3 separate regions of the Homo sapiens genome follow, and regions 2 and 3 are each linked to region 1. Evidence: read pairs that join two places in POLR2A ChIA-PET (ENCODE). Cell type or tissue: GM12878. All regions are shown on one strand. Links, peaks and the distances in the headings refer to the core of each region. The heading gives the core; the rest is flanking DNA.

Region 1 (5,000 bases), core at 1-5,000:
TGCTCAGTGATGTATCTCAAGTACTTAAAACAGTGCCTAACAGGAGAATCACTTGAACCCGGGAGGCGGAGGTTGCAGTGAGCAGAGATAATGCCAATGCACTCCAGCCTAAACGACAGAGTTAGACTCTGCCTCAAAAAAAACAAAAAAACAAACAAAAAAAAAAAACCTGTGCCTGGCACATAGTAAATGCTCAATAAATATTTGCTGAACCAATGCACTCTTGTTTCCCAAGTTCACAGGGCTCTAAACTGTAGAGATGAGTATGACTCTGTGTCTTCAAGCTCACAGACAAGCTCCTAACATTTTTTTTAGCTGTTTAAATTTATGAAAATTGGCCTTACAGTCTTGTGGGAGGAAGCAGATGATAAGCACATATGTTTACGCCATGTGACATTCAGAACTGTAAAGAAATACATAGTGAGTAAGGGACACAGTGAAGGGTGGGGCACTGTTTTAAGAGAGTGGTCAGGGTAGAATGTTCTGATAAAATGACTTTGAGAAGAGATCTAAATAAAGTGAAGGAGTTATCCACACAGAAAACTAGAGAAAGAGTCTTCAAGGCAGGGCAGGCAGAAAGTGCAGAGGCGCTGAGGCAGGGGTGTGGGTGGTATATTTGAGGAACCAGGGGAAGCCAGTATGACTGAGAGATGAATAATTAATTTCACCTTATATGCTGACTTTAAACCATACTTAATAGCCCAAAACTGGAAACCACCCAAAAGTCCACCAAGAGTAGAATAGGGGAACAAAATGGAATACAGTCTAAAGCAATAAGGACCATGAACAAGGCTACATACAACAACACGGAGGAATCTCACAAAGCTCCACCAACAAAGTGAGTTCTATGAGAACACACAGTTTGATCCCATTTATGCAAAGTTTAAAGGCAGGCAAAACAAAAGTACATCTTTAAGGTGCACACATAGGTGGGAAAGCTAGAAGTCTAGACATGATCAAGGAGGAGATAAGGGGCTGGCAATAGCTATCTCTTGCCATGGAGGTGGTTACACGAGTATTCACTTTCTAGTTATTCTTTTTTTTTTTTTTTTTTTTTTTTTGAGACAGGTTCTAGCTCTGTCACCCAGGCTGGAGTGCAGTGGCACAGTCTTGGCTCACTGCAGCCTCTGCTTCCCAGCTTCAAGTGATTCTTCTTCCTCAGCCTCCAGAGTAGCTGGGATTATAAGTGCCGCCACCACACCAAGCTAATTTTTTTGTAGTTTGAGTAGACACAGGGTTTCACCATGTTGGCCAGGCTGGTCTCAAACCCCTGACCTCAAGTGATGCACCTGCCTCGGCCTCCCAAAGTGTTGGGATTACAGGTGTGAGCCAACCATGCCCAGCCTATAGTTATTCTTTATACTGAACATATTTGTGTATGTTTTTTGTCTGTAATATCACACATTGGAACACAAGTTTTTAAAAGATTTTTGTAAAAAAAAAAAAAAAAAAAGCTAAGTAAGAGCCAATTCAGGACAGTGTCAAACAGTTCAGGGGTTCTTTTGTTGCACACTATGTCACCAAAATTATTTCCTAAAAGGGCACAAAAGAATAGAGTGCATGGTATATAACTGTCACAAAACAAAGATTTATTAACCAGACTAAAATGACTTCAGGTGCTAACAGAATAAACTATTTTACCCAGCATTTAAGCAGAGTTTATACTTTTTAAACATAGGTGGTGTAGTGATAAAATCACTTCAAGAGTCTAGAGAATAAAAAGTTGCAAGAAACTCTCACATGATGTGTAGGAGAAAGAAATTTCATCTTCTCGGGAACTTCCAATGGCACTATGACTAATGCAAGTCACAAAAAGAGAAGAGGGACGCTGTGGCTTGCCGGGGAAGAAAACCTTTAAAAGTCATCCTTGTGAATTTTGGACAGCTGACTTCTTATAAAGAGCTTCCCTCCTACGCGTTGGGCCTAAAGCCCAGTCCCTGGGACAGCACTCATGCACCTCTGGCCCTCCCCTATCACTCCCCTGTCTTTCAAGAAGGCAAAAGCACCAGCCTTGCAATGGGAATCTTCCAGCCAGGGCACTTTCCTTCAGTAAAAACCCTTTGTGCCCCTGCAGGCACTTCCTGTGAATCATTGTCCGGCCCCGGAGCTACCGGCTTTGCAAACTGCAGGTTTCTGCAGGAAGCCACAGATGAGGTGTGCCAATCTGCCCAATCTGCTCAGAGACCTGGCTCCGGAAAACCCAATAGTATGTGCTGGGAAAAAAGTCAGGCCATCTGGGCCCCGGTCTGAGAAATCTCACTGACATAAACGTACTCGTCAACTTTCTAAAAGCCCTTCCAATGGGGAGAAGATGATTTGGTCAGCTCCAAGGTCATGTGAGTCCACACCGTAAAATGAAAAACCCTACAAATGTAAAAGATTATTATACTTCTAGAGTTGGTGGTGATTCCCTTTTACATGTTGTGAGCCCTCCCTTACCCCCACCCTTCTTTCCCACTGGCACCTGGTTTCCCTAGCTTCAATGCAGGAAAAGACCCAGTGTTTCTGGACCCTGGGCTATAACAATTCAGGGAAAGATTCAAACTCCAAACACAACTTCTAACACACACCACGTAAGCAGCTAGTTCCATACCTCTCTGCACACCAGAAGGGCTCTGCTCTTTCTATGGCATTGAAATCTACTAGCATATGAATCCCAGTTCGACCACGTGTGCCTCTAAGCAAGTTACTGAAGTTCTCTGTGTCTCAGTCTCCTCAATGGCCAACTGGGGATGGTGGACATAATTACAGCCAATCTTCATTATTTGGAGATTCTGCATTTGCAAATTCGCCCACTCGTCAAAATTTACCTGTAACCCCAAAATCAATACTAGTGATGTTTCCAAGGACATTCATGAACATGCCTAGAGTGACAAAAAATTTAGAGTTGCCTGAGACGCACAGCCCCAGCCGAGGTCAAAAGGCAACACTCAGGCTTCTTGGTTCAGCTCTCAGATTGGAAACAAGCGTCCTTTTTGTGATCACTTAGCAACATTTTATTTATTTATTTATTTATTTATTTATTTATTTATTTATTTTGAGATGGAGTCTCGCTCTGTCACCCAGGCTGGAGTGCAGTATCTCAATCTTGGCTCACTGCAACCTCCGCCTCCCAGATTCGAGTGATTCTCCTGTCTCAGCCTCCAGAGTAGCTGGGATTACAGGCATGTGCCACCACGCCCAGCTAATTTTTGTATTTTTAGTAGAGATGGGGTTTCACCACGTTGGCCAGGCTGGTCTCATACTGCTGACCTCAAGTGATCCACCTGTCTTGGTCTTCCGAAGTGCTGGGATTACAGGTGTGAGCCACTGCACCCAACCCCCACTTAGCGGCTTTTTTTTTGCATTTTTGTACTTTTAGCTGGCAATTTCACTGTTTAGAATATCTCCCAAAGTGTAGTGCTGAAGTGCTAACATACATGTTGGATAAGCTTCACTCCAACCTGAGATATAGGGTGTTGGCCATGAGTTCAATGTTGATAGAGCAACAATATATATTAAATAAGGTGTCTTTAGGCAGAAACACATAAAAAAAGTTATGCATTGATTGGTTGACAGGGATCTAATCCTGCCATCGGCTCACAGGAACCTAACTCTGTATTTCCCCTAGGAACAATGGTTCAGTATTCACTAATTCAGTGTTCAAGCGACTTTACAGAACCTAACTACCACAGACAACAAGAATCAGCTGTGCTTCATAGGGCTATGGTGGGGATTTCATTAACAGATATAGAAGAAATGGTTTAGTTTGAGTCACGCCGCTTGGGGCAGAGACTGAGTTGAAGAGGAAAGTGTCTCTGACAAGGAAGTTCATCTTCCCTGCCCTCATGCTCCTGATCCTGTACAGATTGGGCTTAGTGCTTGTGACAGACTAGGCACTGTTGTAAATGCTTTGTATCTGTGGGCCATTCAGGAAAATTCAATTTGTAACAATTGTTACTCTCTAATTTCTATTAGCTGTTAATAACTGATAATCAAACATCGTTACATCTGTCTGATTTTTCAACAGCAAAAGAAGAAATGGAAAGAATGAACAACAATAGCTATGATTTTATGTGTGGCTCTCTCTTAAGCCACCCAAGTGGACCATATAATGAGCTTCCAAATCTGTTTTGCTCCTTGTTCATCTGGATGCCCACCTGCAGCTTCCATTCATGATAACAAACTTGATGCCCTCTGCAGGCAATGAATGGACAGACGTCACTGTTTTATTTTTCTACAGTGCCTGAATTCCTGGGAGGGAAAGTAAAATAAAATCTCAGTTTGCTCTAGATGACTGTTTTGTGCCCACACAAAGGACCATTCTAAAAAGGAATTGATCAGGACCTTCGGGTGTGGGCCAAATTCAAAACAAATTGAATTTTCCTGAATGGCCCACAGATACAAAGCATTTACAACAGTGCCTAGTCTGTCACAAGCACTAAGCCCAATCTGTACAGGATCAGGAGCATGAGGGCAGGGAAGATGAACTTCCTTGTCAGAGACACTTTCCTCTTCAACTCAGTCTCTGCCCCAAGCGGCGTGACTCAAACTAAACCATTTCTGCTATATCTGTTAATGAAATCCCCACCATAGCCCTATGAAGCACAGCTGATTCTTGTTGTCTGTGGTAGTTAGGTTCTGTAAAGTCGCTTGAACACTGAATTAGTGAATACTGAACCATTGTTCCTAGGGGAAATACAGAGTTAGGTTCCTGTGAGCCGATGGCAGGATTAGATCCCTGTCAACCAATCAATACATAACTTTGTTTTATGTGTTTCTGCCTAAAGACACCTTATTTAATATATATTGTTGCTCTATCAACATTGAACTCATGGCCAACACCCTATATCTCAGGTTGGAGTGAAGCTTATCCAACATGTATGTTAGCACTTCAGCACTACACTTTGGGAGATATTCTAAACAGTGAAATTGCCAGCTAAAGTACAAAAATGCAAAAAAAAAAATGCTGCTAAGTGGGGGTTGGGTGCAGTGGCTCACACCTGTAATCCCAGCACTGA
Region 2 (8,228 bases), core at 1,873-6,872, 870 kb before region 1:
CCTCCCAAAGTGCCGGGATTACAGGCATGAGCCACTGCGCCCAGCCCCAGCATATACTTTTATAATCAACACATTTCCTCATTTATCTCCAATCTACCTTAATATTTTTACTATATCTTTGTTTTCCTTTGCTTTTTTCATGTGCCATTTGTTTCTCCATTAATAGATTCTTAACTTCTTCTCTTTTGAATTAGTCTTCCCACCACCTTGCTTTGTGATGGAATTTCTAAAAAATATTAGGCAAAGTTGTCATGGTGGTGATGCTTCCATTTTTCTTTACCATTAAGTAAGGACTATAAATTTCCTGTGTCCATAGCTTAATTTCTGTTTTGCTGTGAGTAAAAGTATACTTTGAAAGTACAATTTTTAGAATGATTATGAATGTAGAAATATAAATGCTTGCATTTTAAATTATTATTTGATGGATAACCAAGTCTAGTTCCTACAAAAACACTCTTCTCCTCAAATTCATATGTACCTTCATTTCACATTTTGTCTGTCTTCTAATTTGCCTATAATTTCTCTTTAGACAATTTTTTTCATTTTATCCCCCTTTAGATCTTTAATTCCAACTTTCCAACCTCTTATTCCTCTCTTCCTTTTTAAGTGTAATGCCATCGCACATATATCCTTCCCACACGTGTCTTCAAGTCTTTTTCCCAACATGGAGAGACAGAGCTGACCCTAGGCGAAACTGTGAAGGAAATTTCTCTTTCTTTGCCCTTTCCCCCTCCACTCAGAATTGTCCTTCCTTTTCCTTTTGCATCACCATCTTCTACAGGTCTCTCTTGTCCCTCTGGTTGGTTATAATGGATTCAGGTTGGCCTCTGTATTGTCCCAAATTTTGGACTTTCTCTGACCTCACTCTGCCGTGAAGACTTATCTGTTCTGGTTTCCATTTGTTTAAGGTGCACTTAAGATCTGAATCATTCCCTGTCCCAAAATGAACTAATGGCTCATGTATTCTCCCTCCCTAGGAAAAGTATAGTTACCAGAGTTTATTTAGGGGTTTTGACTAGATGGGAATAATGCAAGGTGTCATGCTTGAAAAACTTTTAATATCTGACTTACATCTCCCCTAAATATTTCACCATGTCCACAAACACTGACTAAAATGAAGAGAAACCCCAAAGGAGAAAATTGATATACCTACTACTTTCAAAATGAGGAAAAAAATTTGTCATTAAAATTTCTAAAGATAAAATTTCTCAATGAAAAACAAACATCTTCACCTGAGATTTGGGTGTTTTTTTTTCCTATAACTTTTTTTACACAAAATAGAGTTGTAAAAGAAACAGACCTCAGCATTCAGATTATTGACAATAACACGTACAGATTTTAGTTCCTCTGTGTTTTTGTTTTTAGCTATTGAATTTTTATCACTTACAAACTTGACTGTACGTGGATTTCTTCCTTTTACCCACAGTATCTTCTCCTGAATTTCCTTTCATTATTAATCTGCATAAAATATGACACACATTGCCTCAAATCCCTCACTAATCTATTTGCTAAGTGTGTCAGTATTATAAAGCACTTTGAAATACATTAGCACATTTGGTACTTCCCCCAATGAGTTAGATGTGGCAGGCTTCATGCCACATCTAACTAATCATGTCACGTCTAACTCATCATGCCACATCATGGTGGGAAAAACAGTGCTTAGAGAAACTGTCTTAAGCTACTTAAGTTACATGAGGAGCAGTGGCAGGGGCCCCAACTCGCATGCTCTGACCACATGACCACATCCACACACCCAGGATCCTTTCCCTGCTTATGCCACACAGAATCAACCACATGATAATTATGGGGAGGTTTTCTTCTGTGCTTTTTTTTTTCCAGTTAAAAAACAAATAAAAACATGAATGAGTTTATAATTTTATATTCAAACCCCACACCCATGCAATCACATGCCTTAGAATTTTAAAACCCTACCCACAAAATTCACAAGGGTAAATGAACATCTACTTCCTCCTCTTACTACACACATCAAAACACTCAAGTAAAGTGTCAGGCAATCCAAGCAAGCCTGGAGCGAGATAAGGTGCATAGATAAAGTGCTGGTTTCTGTGTGATGCATATTATTTGCATAATATTTACATTACTCATTCAAGGCTGGGAATTACCACTTTAAAATAAAGTATATTGAATACCTTTTTGGATTTCCCCGATTTTCAAACATTCTTCTGAATATATAACAACTCCCAGAAACCAATTCCTTTCTCAATCATCCTGGGAGCCATCTGATGAGGATCTAATAGCTAACTTTGTAATTAGAACGCAAACATTAATGTAAGAGTACAAAAAAGACGTTGCAATGAGCAAGAGAAGATAGATTGTAGTAGTAAAGCTAAGTGATTCAATAATATTCTTAAAACATAGCACATATACATACTCTTGTTTGGTATTCCCAGTAAATGATTTTTAGATACTAAAATTTCTCAGTAGCTTTTCTATACTAATAGCCTTCAAACTATTTCTGTTCTGTATTTTACCTTTCAACCAAACTTTCTATGGCTTTCAGTTTTCCAGTATATTTCTTCCCATTTATTGTACATTTCAAATAATACTTTTCTTTCCTCTATCCCATTTTTAACTACATTAAGAAAAATTCTGAAAGCCTTTTGGCTTGAAACCAGAATTCAACGTTCCAGTTCAGCCAGTAATGAGTCATGTTCTTTTTTTTTTGCCCAGGGCATGTCCTGGTTTACTCTTTAATTTACTGAAATGAAAAGGCTGCTTTTGGGGGCATGTTAAGACTCGCTCCATTAGCTATAAGACAGATAGGGGGATGAATTCTAAATATCTTACTTCCTGCTTTGGAAAATGCCTTTAAACTCTTCTGTTTTCACTTCTCATTAAGATCACATTTTAGGATTACCTGGCGTATTGCCCCATGACCCATACTCCCACACTTTTTTTTAACTCACCGGCTGCCTTTTTACACCTAGCCAATTTTTCCAGACCAGGATCTGAAGCTGATGAAACAGGGAAGCCATCCTTCAAATGCCCCAAATGAGAGATTTCCTCTTCTTTTCTCCACTCCACAAATGAAGAACTGATGCCCCGTCCAACTTGCTGTATGTCAGTGTATCAGTACCCCTTTCACGGCATAGCTTCCTTGAGGGCTGGGGTAAGAAACCCACAGTTCTTCTGTTTCTGCTGGATTTTTCCCTGTGGTTAATCCTTAACCAAGAGGCACTTCTCAATCAACTCTTCTTCCAAAAGAAGGACCCAGATCAGTATCTTTGGGTGGCTTATGCTTATTTTAAAATAATATCCAGTTGCTGCTTGTTGCACGAAGTCCAGACTCAAGAGAGAATGAGCATCATTCAGATAATGCCTCACTGAAAAAAAAAAAAAAGCAGCAGCTGAACCCACACCTCCTACTCTCCATGAAATTAATTGCCTATCCACACCTTAGAGAACATGTCACCTGCACTGGATGCGTCACAGGGACTAGGGGGTGGGACCTTTGCAAGGCCAGTAGGACTTGTCCTACATTCTCTTGTCTTCTTTCCTGCACACAGTGTCTGCTCTAGCAGAGGCAGGGCACAGAGAGCATTTCACAGACACTGGGCCCAGTGACTCTTTAATATTAAAGTGTCATTAAAATGATTTAAGTCAATAAGGCCAGAGCTTAGCTGCAAAGCTCTGAGCCTCAGCCCATCATTAGATATACTAGGGAAAGTGTCCACCTTTAACCTAAAGTTGAATGTTTCGATTTTGGGGGAAGAAACTATGTTGGCCAGGTCCCACCTTTCATCACAATGTACTAGGTTAAGCACAGGGCAGAAAAGGAAAGGTAGGCTGTAGGGGACATAAATTACAAACTGGAGTCCCTCAATTCGTGAGTGGAGATTCACGTGTCTATTACAGACAAGCCACATTGTTTCAGGCTCTTATAGTGAAAGGGGACACAGGCTGATCCAAGACATTTCTATTTCCTCTTTCCATGATACATTCCTCCCTCTCTAAGATCCTGCCTTTCAAAGTTATCCCCAAGTTGACATCTTCAATGAAGCCTTTTTGGATATATCCCATAGGATAGATTCTCTTGCCTTTGAATCATTCTTTGTTGCCCTCTCTCAAGGAACTTAAAGTTTTTGCATTATTTTTATTTGTGTATGTCTTATTTTTCCTACAAGATTATAAATTATTTGAGGACATGGACTATTTTATATCACAGTACTTTACATATCATTAGTGTTCAATACTTGCTGCTGAATGTAATTGAATAAACTACTGGAGCCAAGGCTAGTAGGGTGAAGCTCCCCTTTGATCCTCACACCTACCCTGACTAATCCAGACTTTACTTGCAAAATCCGTTAAAGCATTAAGAGTTCTCCCTTCGCCAGGTGCGGTGGCTCATGCCTGTAATCCCAGCAATTTGGGAGGCCGAGACGGGCTGATCACTTGAGGTCAGGAGTTCAAGACCAGCCTCGCAAACATGGTGAAACCCCGTCTCTACTAAAAACACAAAAATTAGCCAGGCATGGTGGTGGGCACCTGTAATCCCAGCTATTTGGGAGGCTGAGGAGGGAGAATCGCTTGAAACCGGGAGGCAGAGGTTGCAGTGAGCTGAGATGGCGCCACTGCACTCCAGCCTGGGCAAAAGAGTGAGATTCCATCCCCCCTCCAAAAAAAGGAATCTAGCACAGGTCCTGCCTCATAGTAAGTAGTCAATTAATTCTATTAATTGGGTAGCAATGTTTGCTAAGGACTTATTGAATCATCCTAGGAGTCCTATTATATAGAAACTGTCATTATTCCCATTTTCAGTGAAAGAAAGTGATATTTAGAAGTGCCATAACTTGCTGGATTTCACCTAGTTAGCAGTGAGGACAGTGGGAACAGCAGAGAAGGAACTCGAACCTCGTTTCTGTACTGTTAATCTCTGTGCTATGTTTTCTCCAGTCCCATGTATTACACTTCACAGGAAGAGCTGAGAAACAAATGAACATCAGGGATTTTCCCTGTTTCTCTAGGCAGGTCTATAAATCACTTGTAGAGATTTTTTTGTAAGTACACGCATGAAAAATTATGGCCAAAATGAGTTCACAAAGAGTAGTTGCTCCAGGAATTCAGGAGAAGGAAGGCTGCTCTTTTAGGCTTCTTCATAGAGCCTCACGGCACTTCCCAGCCTGGCTCTTGCCAGCTTCATCAGTTGTCTCTCCACCTTCAGCCCTCCCTCCTGCCATCTGCTAGAATACTTTAGATGAGGACTGTTCACTTTCAGGCTTTGGTCATGCTGTTCCCTCTGCCCAAAATGAAATTGTGCTCATTCTCAAATGACTGACTCAAGTGTAACTTCCCCTCTGAAGCCTTTTCCAGCACTTCCACCCACCACACCCCCACCCCCGGCTGAATTAATCACCCCTTCATCTGTTTTCCCATAAAGCTTTGTTCGCACAGATAGCCAACTCCCTTATTACCTTCTAGTATAGTCAGTCTGTCTCTCTGTCCATACTCTGAGCCCCTTGAGTACAGGGACCAAGTCTCATGGAACACCACAATTTTGAGATAAATTCTGTATTCCTGAATGGTGAGAATTCTGACCCAACTAAATCTAAGAGCTGGTCTGAAGTAGTAGAAGATAAAGTTGGAGAGTTAGGGACCTAAAGCCAAAGAGGAGGAGATGTCATATTGCGGATTTAAAATGAAAAGTTCCTGGAAACTCTTCTTAAGAGATAGAGTATGATAAAGCCGATGCTGTGGGATGATGAAAATGTTAGTAGAATGAGAAACTGATTGAAGTTGAGACTTGAAACCCTGTTTTTGAATAGAAAAAACAAGTGAATTGAGTTAGTGATGATGTAAAACAGTTCAGAAATTTTAACAGCAACCAGATTATAATTTTACTCCTTTGTCTCAGCACTGGTTGTTGTGTATAGCATCAGTGACAACTTTGTTTGTTTGTTTGTTTTACCATCAACTGACTTTTACATTAAGGTGCTATGGGATACTCATTGCATACAGGACCTGTGAGGTCAACATTATTTTACCTGCTGTATACGTGAAGATGCATAGGACAAGTAGCTTCCTGAGGTCACACAGATAATGGGTGTCAGAACATTAATTTGAACCCAGGTTTCTGTGTCTGCAAAACCTGTTCTCCAACAGGCCCTAATAAAGCAAGCATGGGTAAGAAAACACAGCAAGTGCACACATTTAACCTAGGTGGAAATGTGCAACAAGTTGGGAAATTGAAGCTAACTCATGGTAAAAATAACAGCATCCTTCTTTTATAAGAAGGGTGGGACTCCACCCAAGGATTACCATAATGAGGCACCAGTTGCTAATACCTCATTGCCTAAGATCCACTTGCGATGTAAGAGGTTGATAGCTGATGCTATGAAGCAGGTGGGTGTGAGGAAGGTATCAGATTCAGGATTTTCAAGTTTTCAGCACTGAGACACTCCAATGATAATGTAGACAAAAGAATTGTGTCAAGAAGCAACTGGTAAAAATCTGATCCACAAAACCCGAAAAGAAGACATATTTCAAGGGAGCTTTAAAAAGTCTCGCTCACTCCAAGCTGTTACAGAGCACCTTATCCCTCCAAGGTGATTTCAATGGCATGGAATTTCTCATCACAAATAACACAGTCATGTCAGGGACCAAGTTTGTAAATCAATTGATTATCTTACATTGAGCCATGTGAGTATGGCAATTTCAGGGTGATTTCCCATCTTGTGAAGAATTATTCATCCACTCACTCAGGGTGAGTAATCATTTTCTTAAACTGGTGATGTTGAATTAATTTTACTACATGTGTAGCTATAATCTTGTGAGGCTAAGAAAAAAAAACTGATGCCTGTAAAATTTAGAAATTTTTGGCCAACCTATTTAAACTGATGGAAAGATATAGCGTAGAGTATTCAGAAAGATCATCTCCTCCTCTTTGCAATGTAAGTTTTAATAATCAATTCTCCATTTTAAAGGAAAAATGAAAATGAAAAATAGTATTTTTTTCTTCTCAATTTATGTTTTCCCCCTCATAACACCTTAAGCAGCTTAAAAGACAAATCTATATATTTATCTACTATCGCTTGTTTCTTCATGGAAAAAATACAACGAGCCAATTTTTGCATGTGTTTTAGTCTTTGATGACTGGCCTGTTCCCAGAGCAATTTAAAAAAGAATATCCCAATAGTAAAGGTTTCTATAGCATGCATTCTCTTGGGCACAACAAAAACTATCTTAGAAAAGATTAATTTTATTAAATAAGCTAGAAAATGATCATTTCTAGCATTTTCAAATTCCAACATATAAGAAAAATAAGTCAACCAGTTATCTGTCCCCTCAATCTTGAGCAACACACAGGTTTTCTTTCCTTTTTTTTTTTTTTTTTTTGAGGTGGAGTCTTGCTCTGTCACCCAGGCTGGAGTGCAGGGGTGCAATCTCGGCTCACTGCAACCTCTACCTCTCAGGTTCAAGTGATTCTCCCACCTCAGCCTCCTGAGTAGCTGAGATTGCAGGCGTGTGCCACCATGCCCAGCTAATTTGTGTATTTTTAGTAGAGATGGGGTTTCACCATGTCAGTCAGGCTGGTCTCGAACTCCTGACCTCATGATCCGCCCCCCTCAGCCTCCCATTTTGTATGTGCAACTACTACTGTATTACTTTGAAAGCATAAGGCTAGGGGGTAAAGGAACTAGTCAATAATTTCAATTCAAATCAATAATCAAACATTTTAGTTGAGAAGTCTCTTTCAAGCACTAACTGATCAGCAATATTTTTTTGTTTTTGTTTTTGTTTTTGTTTTTGAGACGGAGTCTTGCTCTGTCGCCCAGGCTGGAGTGCAGGGGCACAATCTCAGCTCACTGCAACCTCTGCCTCTCGGGTTCAAGCGATTCTCCTGCTTCAGCCTCCTTAGTAGCTGGGATTACAGGCATGTGCCACCATGCCTGGCTAATTTTTTGTACTTTTGGTAGAGACAGGGTTTCACCATATTGGCCAGGCTGGTTTTGAACTCATGACCTCAAGTGATCCACCCTACTCAGCTTCCCAAAGTGCTGGAATTACAGATGTGAGCCCCCACGCCCAGCCTGATCAGTAATATTTTGGAAGCAGAGGAGAAGGAAAGGTACAGGGGGAAGTGAAAGGGAACAACTGATTGGCATGTATAGTGGTAGCTGATAGCTTGACTCTTGAACAAGAGAATGTACAAATAGAGTAGGATAAATTCACAAGTCCACACTCAAAAATATCCATTTTTGTATGTGTTT
Region 3 (8,228 bases), core at 1,640-6,639, 1.0 Mb before region 1:
ATCACACCACTGCACTCCAGCCTGGGCGACAGAGCAAGACTCTGTCTCAAAAAGAAAAAAAAAAAATGAAAAAAAAAAAAAAACAATTCATGATTAATGTTAAGCCTATCAACCTAGTATCCCCCCCCTTTTTTTTTTTTTTTTTTTTAGGAAAAAAAAAAGAACAGAGGAAATCTCCACTAACTGGCCGGGCACAGTGACTCACACCTGTAATCCCAGCTGTTTGGGAGTCTGAGGCAAGCGGATCACCTGAGGTCAGGAGTTCCACACCAGCCAGGCCAACATGGCAAAACCCCATCTCTACTAAAAATACAAAAATTAGCCGGGCATGGTGGTGGTGCCTGTAATCTCAGCTACTCAGGAGGCTGAGACAGGAGAATAGCCTGAACCCAGGAGGTGGAGGTTGCAGTGAGCCGAGATCATGCCACTGCACTGCAGGTCCAGCCTGAGAGACAAGAGTGAAATTCTGTCTCAAAATAAATAAATAAATAAATAAATAAATCTCCACTAACAGCTTTATAACCCAATTTTTTCTTTTTTCAAAATCAAGGATAGTCAATGCCCCACCCCCTTAAACCTAAGTTTTCCAGGAAAAAAAAATTATAGCAAATGCATCGGATCTTTTGCTCTACGAGCAAAATAGTGAATTTTACTTTCTGCTTTGGTAACATCACATTTCGATAACTCTGCTGCTCCAGTTGTTACCAGGGAAACAGCTACCTGGCTGCCAACAGCCTAAGCTGTGGGCTTTAAACTAATCACCACTGAGAAAGACCCTGTGACTTTCCCTCTTAACTTTGCCCTCTTTCTCACCTTCTTCTCTCCCTAATGTTTTTCTCCTCCAAGGCCCTGTCACCATTTGTAGTAAAGACTCAACCTATGCTTCCGTGGGAATGGAAAATATGGGTCAAAGTAGCATGAAGCAAAGGTCACTATGGAAAGTTTCCCCAATTGCTACACATGCTATCATTGAAAACAAAACTACAGTTTGGTGTGAAAAAGACCTCAGATATCTTATTCCAGCAATTCTTTGCGTGTACCCTACCCCATTTGAAAAAATTACTGTGTCATGTTTGGCGACTATTTCAGAGATATTCACCTGTTCCAATATGATATGTTAGTCCTTTTTATTTCCCTTTCCTACTATTTGTATTTTCAGATTTTTATGCCTATTTGAATATAATTAAGTGGGGAGTTATGGAACCTATATTACTACTTCCCAAGCTGATATTTACCACAGTTTTATGTAGCCTATACAAACATATTTCGTCCCAGTGGTAATGTATGTAAGTAGGAGACAATGTCAATATATTTCCCAAGGTGGTTTATAAAATATCTAGACCATATCAAGGCCACAAAATAAAGCTGATGTCATGTGTATAAACGTGTTTTTCTTCCCTGACAATTGATAGCTTTCTAGAAATCACTTATATATTGAGAATGTTCTTCATTCATAGGCTTGTTAAAAGATAATTTGGCAGGCTTGAACACCAGGACTAAAGGTGTTTAATCACTGTAATTTTGAAATTTTTGATACTCAAGATCAGATTCCAGTCCCAGGAATTTGCAAAAGTTAGAGACTCATCATTTTGCTTTTTCCTGAAACAGGGTGAGTTAGGTGCTTCCAAAAGCATTCACTATTTAACATTCTAGCATGAAACTTCAGTGTTAAACTTCAGGATTTTATGCCACGAGGAAAACAGCTGCTATTCATAAAGAGAAAGACCAGTGAGAGCATATAAGTCATCCATAAATTATCCAGATTCACTGCCAACTTTGTTGTAATAAACAAGACCAAATTTGCTGATGGAAGGGGGCCCACCGAGAGCGGCTAGATGTGCTTTCTTGGATGCCATTAGTTCCTCCTCAAAGTGACAGATGTCAGGTGCCAGCTTTGTAATCAGAGAGTCACTTTTATCAAGCCTCCCAAACCTGCCAGAGCAATTCATCAATATCTGATAACCTGTTGCTCAAAGAAAACCCCGCTGCCTAGTAGCCAAAGTCTGCCCAGTTTATAGCAGAGAATAAGAAAGAGATTCTAGAAGAGTTTGGATAAATGTGTTGCCACATTCATGAGAAGCTTATGCACAGGGGTTGACGTAAATACTGCCAAGAAAAGAAATCAGAAATACTCATATATTTACTTGAGAGCAATGTCTTCATTCAATTCTGCAAGAATGTCAAGTACTAACTCATAAGGAATAATAACATTTTCTACCTCAATTTCTATAATTCTATTGACAATAGACATTTATATTATTGTTTTTTTTAGTATGATATAAAGGATGTTGTGATCATTACTGGAAACATTTCAAATTCCCACTGGTGGGGTGGATTAATGTATGTCAGGAAAGCACAAAAAAATTGTTTAATGTGAAGTACTAGGAGACTAAAAAAATCTTTGTTTAATTCTTGGTAACACCTCTGCGGCCCACATATATTTTAGGCTACCTGTCTGAACTGAGAGAATGACTCCAAAATTCTGTCTCCAACAAAATATAAGCACTGAAAGTCCCATACATGACTTACATTAGATCAAACAGATGAATCGAACTCATAAACCATGAAAATAATGAGAAAAAATATACTCTTCTGTATATGTTATAAAATCAGATTTTTATAGCTTCAGTATTTTAATTTTTAAAAGCAAAGTGCAGAACAAAACCCAATCGAAAGGCATTTTTTAAGTACTTTTTTTATACTATGGGCTTACTTTAATAAACTTATTAGATTTGTGCTAATTTATTTAACAAGGGAAAGGGATTCATGGAATCATACCATAACAAAGTCAAAGATAAGTGGCTTCATTGAGATAGCAATTAACTTGGTTTTCTTGCCAGGACTGAGAATAATTACAGAACGAAAAGGGGAGAATATTGATTTTACTTACCTTTTTGGTTTAATTTGAATGAGAAAGAAGTAGGACTTGGGCAGCTTTAGACTTTATCAGAATATGAAAAGATAGTATTAAAAAGTGACTTTGAGTTTCTGGTAACTTAAGAGATTATCTATCATCATCTGCAAATGTCCTTAGAAGTCTGTGTTACTAAAGTAAGATTCTAAGGGTAAAGGTAGCTATGATCTGGAAGAGGATTGGTTGGAAGTCAAAATACTTCCGTTCTACTGCCAGATCTACCATTAACTAGCTCCAAGGTCTTCAGCAAGTCACTTCTCACTTTCTGAGCTGAACCTTACATCTTTAAAAAGGAGGAGTTTAGATGAGAACTGTGGGCAGTGGAGCGAGGCTGAGCAGGAGGCACTAGGGACATCCCACTCCTTCCACGCTCACCTCCATCAATTCATTTCATAAACACACTGTATTTCTTTGAATTTAGAACACATTGAGGATGTGCCACTATTTTACATGCCACCAAGAAAGAAAGATTACTGCCAAATAAATCGTGACACCCTATCAAATGTATCCCAATTTCCAAGGCTTTAAAAAGGGGGGAAAATCAATGTCTTAGAATTGATAAAATATGAATAATTGAGCTCCTCTGTTCTGGCAGAGAGAGAGAGAGCTACATTCTGGAAATAAATGTTGAATGAAGTCTAGATGATCAGACTCAAAGGGTTTAAGAGACTGAGCCCGAGTGTATATGGCTGGTAGAATTGGAATACAAAACCTGATATTCTGATTACAAGTTCAGTGATCTTCCACCATGTGACTTTGACCCCAAGACAAAGGTGGTTAAATTTCAAAGGTAGACGCAGGCCAAATGGAGACACAGAGCTACCAAACAGAAACTGGTTCATAGCTAAAAACAAGTCTTTTGCATTTTCAGTTGAGAAATGACTTTTCGTTATGCTTTGATAATTTTTGGTGACATACATAGATGCATTCAGAGAGCATCATCTTCAAACATGAAATAATACAATGTGTGTGTATTATATACACACAGTTTTATTATATGCATATACATTTGTATATATACTGTATGCATACATGCTTCTATTTACTGTTTCTATCACAAGTAATATTTTAAAGGTAGGTATTAATTTTGAAGTAGAAATGGACTCTGTTTCTGTCACAGTTTCTATCTCAAAGATTTTCTTTACTCTGTGATGATTTGCTTCTGAATACTGGGAACCTGAAAGATAACTAGAAGGGAGGGGCTTGCAATCATAATTACGGTTGAAGGCATGGATTCAAGTTTCTAAATTGGAATTAGAAAACCATTGCATACAGTCCTGAAAACAACAGGACTCAAACTAGTTGATGAGAAGTTTACCAAATTATAACTGAAATATAAAAATGCAGCTGTGTGGATCAACCAAAATTCAAACAGAAGAGGTAAAAAATATAAGTTCAAATACGGGGACAACCCTGAAAGCCTGATGCTGAACTAACAGAAATATGTAGCAGCAACTTGTATCTTATAGGGAGAAATGATCAATTGTCTAAAAGCATTGGCAAGGTAAGTCTGAAAAGGACAAGTGGATGGACGGGTTCCTCTAACCTCATTATTTCAGAATTCAGCCAGGCCTTGCAATAATTATTGTGCCCCAGTTTTGAAATGTTTCACCTTTGTTTCCACTCCATGAGTGAGTATAAGAAGGGACTCATTATGGGATAAGTAGATAAAATAATTTCTACTCAAATACAATCTAAAAATCACATAATGCTTTATCATAAATTCTAAAAAGAAGTAAGATATTTTGGATTTGGGGTTAATGATGAAGAACGTGCCCAGAAAGAGGTCATGCATCACACTCCTGGTTCTGTCTTCCATTGTGATATGGTTACTAACCCAATCAGTAGCATAACATGAAATTCTTAGTTTCTATAAGTCAGGAGTCAGTGGGAAATGGAGAAGGTAATTGAAGGAGACAAGGTATACTGGAAAGAGAATTTTCTTTGTGAGAGCCGAAATATGCCATATGTCTATGTCTATGTTTATAGCTCTATCTATATCTACATTTGGGTTATTTTAGTTACCATGCCAACAATCTCTCTGCCTGAACAGTTGTTATTGTTGTTATTTAAACTTCCTCTGTTAGATCCTAAGTCCTATAGGTAATTTCTTGGGCAAAAAATTACTCCAGGAATTATCATTGTACTCATATTTTATTCAGATGTTGTTTTTCAAAAGCACTTATTAAGTGACTTTTATGTCACTTTTTGAGAAAATAAAATATTGCCTTATCAGCTGCTTTTGTGATTTGTAAAAGGTTTTTCTTTCTGTTTAATTCACAAGGGATAAGTTAGGCTTTCTGAAGTTTATAAAGGCATGATGAAAATCATAGTAATTGTTCTATGAACAGGACTTATTCATAACAAGAAGTGATTTTCAACATACCTCATGAAGCCGGAGGTCTTTCTCATAGACAAGCTTTTTTACAAAGGCAGCTATAAATACAACCCAGGCAACCATAAGCACAATTGGAAGAGAATAAGAGACACTGGTTAGGAAGCTGTAAAACAAACAAAAAAAGAAAAATTCAGCGACCAAAATGAACACCATACTTGCAGAGATTATAATATATAAAGAACTCACTCTCTCTTACATTGAACTTATGATCGTGTTTTGAAATTGAAAATAATCGGTATTACCCCATTATTTACGAAGCATGAAGCTGATTTAACCATAGGTCTGTGATTTTTTTAGTGTAATGTTTCAAGAGTAAGAAAAAAAAAAGCTCTGGATTATTACATAAAATTGCCATATTGTTTAAATTGTGTTTGAGTATGTGTCTGGGAAAATAATTACTATATAGATATAATTGCAAGGCTCAAAACCTTTATGTCTAAACTAAATTCTTATCTAAAAGGCAGATTTAAAATGAGACGATGATTGGTTTACCTAACTAAAAGCTATATCTTCCAAAATTACTGTATTTATAGCTACTCTTAGGAAGATCATAGTTATTATGAAACTAAATTTCTAAAAATGAAATAAAATCTAAAGCATTCATTTGTTTTTGTTTGTTTGTTTGTTTTTTAGTAGAGATGGGGTTTCACCATGCTGGCCAGGCTGGTCTCGAATTCCTGGCCTCAAGTGATCCACCTGCCTCGGCCTCCCAAAGTGCTGGGATTACAGGCATGAGTCACTGTGCCTGGCCCAAAGCATTTGATTTAAAATGCAGACAAAGAACTTGGATTCCTCAAAGTAATGCTCTGGAAGATGCTTTATACATGGTATAGAAATGTCTATTTTGATGATGTGCTCAACTAGAGAATCACTGGAAGACATCCTCAAGCCCAGATGTATTCCTCAATGTCCTGCTCATGAAACCTGAAAGTTAAATTGGAGTGGTTCTCAAAGCACCCAAAGAGATTACTAAAACACAAGTTTCTGGGCCCCAGCCTCTGATTTATTATATCTGGGTGGGACCATCTATTTGCTTTTTAAACAACTTCCCAGGTGATACTGATGCTGCTGGTCCAGAGACCACACCTTAGGAGCCATGGTTCTGACAATTGATGCCCTTATTTGAGCTGAGGCAAAAGCAGTAGATGTCGATGAGAGATTCTAAGTTGCTCTGTTTATGTGTTGGGCTCCACTCAAGCTTTCACTTGGAGAAAGGTCCCAAGGCCATTTCCTTTTTTAATCTACAAGACTAAAAAATTACCTCCAAGTACCCCAAGAAAAATGTAAATATTAATGAAGCATGAGATCACTATCATTCAGTATCACTTTAGCATGCAGAAGTGTGTCATTATCAGAGAGATGAGGTGTTTTTTTGGTGAGGGAGCAGTGGGAGTTGAGGCCATATTCCATTTTTTTTGTTGTTGTTTCCTGGGAAACTGTATGGCATGGGGTAGGCATTTACAGACTACTTCTTGAATGAATTTTGTTTTGGTTCAGGTACAGCCTTGAAGTGATTTCTGGATCTAGAACTAGGCAAAGGCCTTCATTCATTAACAACAAATCCCCTGTAATGTTTCTTCCAAGTGATAGTGTATTTTAGATTTGGTCTAGTATAAAGCAGAAATGTTGGTCTTATAAACAGGAGGACTAGTGTAGTACCAGTTATATTATCTTGGGCAAGTTAATTAGCCTTTCTGGATTTCAGTTTTTTCATCTGGAAAGTATGGACAATAATTCCTGCTCCTACTTACATTATGAGGTTGTTGGGTGAAACAAATGAAATAATTAATGGGAAATCACTTTATATGCAACAGTGTATATGTGTGTAAGGCATAATGAACATATTCCCATAAAGAATACAGACTGCACACCCAGGTACCCACCATCCTAGGTACCAAAATTTATAAGGGGAACAAATGAGCAGGGAACTAGATAAGAATTATAACTTCATTGACCCCATAGATCTTTATAATTTGTGCAAACCATTGCAGTTCACACATAGTTCGGGCAGCACAGTCCCGTCCACAACAGCCTCCACAATAGCCAGCTAACCTTGACAGTCCACTTGATGGACTCCTTACCTGCTTCCTCATGCTACTGTTGCACTGGGTTACATTACCTCATCTCATTTATAACTCTTGAAGTAGCCAAGGGAGACAGAAGCATTGAAAGAAAGAAAAAAGAAGAGAAAAGAAAAATCCAATACCATCTGAATTGTATATAAACTGCAATAACTGGGTTGCGTAGCATGTTCAATTCCTTTAAAGTAATATTCAGCCTCAAGCTTTTATATAGGAAGGTGAGCTTGAAAACCATAATCTGCTTATTTTTTAACCATCTACAGAGTGAAGGAAGCATTCAGTGCTACCCAACTGGCAGATTTCTCGAACATTCAAATTGAATTGTCTAAAAGCATTATTGTTACTTTTTTATTCATCTAGAAAAACCATTTTAGATATAGAGGATTCCTAGCAAATGAACTGATAATACATGAAAGTTTCAGGTAGCACAATATTTATCTGAAATAGTTGATCAAAATGTGTTCAAGGTTTCTTTTATCAATTTGTTTTCTTAAAATTGATCATGCGCTCAGATTTTTTAAAATCCGATTTGGGAGTTGGAAGGGATTTTAAGATCGTCTTGTTCATCCCTTTCATTTGACTAGAGGGAGGTAAGCCCAGTAGACAGTGGGGAACATCAAAATCATGCAGCAATGTACTCAGGTCTGAAGTCCAATTATTCCAATTTTAGGGCCAGAATTTTTGGAGAGCTAAGGGTTTTTATAGATCATTTGGTAAACACTTTACCATCATTTTGGTATTGATGAGCAGTTATGATGAAGCTATGCCCTATAGTGTGAACTCTTTCTCAAAACAAGCATATTACAAAAGTTTGGTGAATGTTGTTCCTTTCATG

Evidence for each region. ChIA-PET counts read pairs that join two places held together with the same protein. Peaks named below come from ENCODE experiments on the same cell type or tissue, not always from the same donor. Only the 100,000 strongest peaks of a DNase experiment are listed, where the experiment ranks them.
Region 2: POLR2A ChIA-PET joins it to region 1 with 9 read pairs; 2 of 35 experiments call an interaction of 5 or more read pairs at or near these places.
Region 3: POLR2A ChIA-PET joins it to region 1 with 5 read pairs; 1 of 35 experiments calls an interaction of 5 or more read pairs at or near these places.

Annotation. Positions count from the first base shown.
Region 1 is chr2:216,004,409-216,009,408 of GRCh38, forward strand. All of the region lies in intron 1 of MREG (melanoregulin), which reads right to left. Among named protein-coding and RNA genes, the nearest start is that of MREG, 6.6 kb to the right of the region's middle. RefSeq lists enhancers at 508-627, 638-787, 1,704-1,753, 2,344-2,393. In GM12878, for the core only: a CTCF peak has its summit at 4,169 (motif pointing left); DNase peaks (open chromatin) are centred at 733 and 2,013; H3K4me3 peaks cover 3,356 bases; H3K27ac peaks cover 4,740 bases.
Region 2 is chr2:215,135,213-215,143,440 of GRCh38, forward strand. It overlaps ABCA12 (ATP binding cassette subfamily A member 12), which reads right to left and starts at 3,414. Exons shown (of 53, transcript NM_173076.3): 1 at 2,928-3,414. The coding sequence starts at 2,996. In GM12878, for the core only: no CTCF peak of the experiment used is centred there; no DNase peak of the experiment used is centred there; H3K4me3 peaks cover 747 bases; H3K27ac peaks cover 3,627 bases.
Region 3 is chr2:214,992,395-215,000,622 of GRCh38, forward strand. ABCA12 (ATP binding cassette subfamily A member 12) reads right to left here. Exons shown (of 53, transcript NM_173076.3): 23 at 5,301-5,415. Among named protein-coding and RNA genes, the nearest start is that of ABCA12, 140 kb to the right of the region's middle. In GM12878, for the core only: no CTCF peak of the experiment used is centred there; DNase peaks (open chromatin) are centred at 3,188 and 3,717; H3K4me3 peaks cover 552 bases; H3K27ac peaks cover 2,827 bases.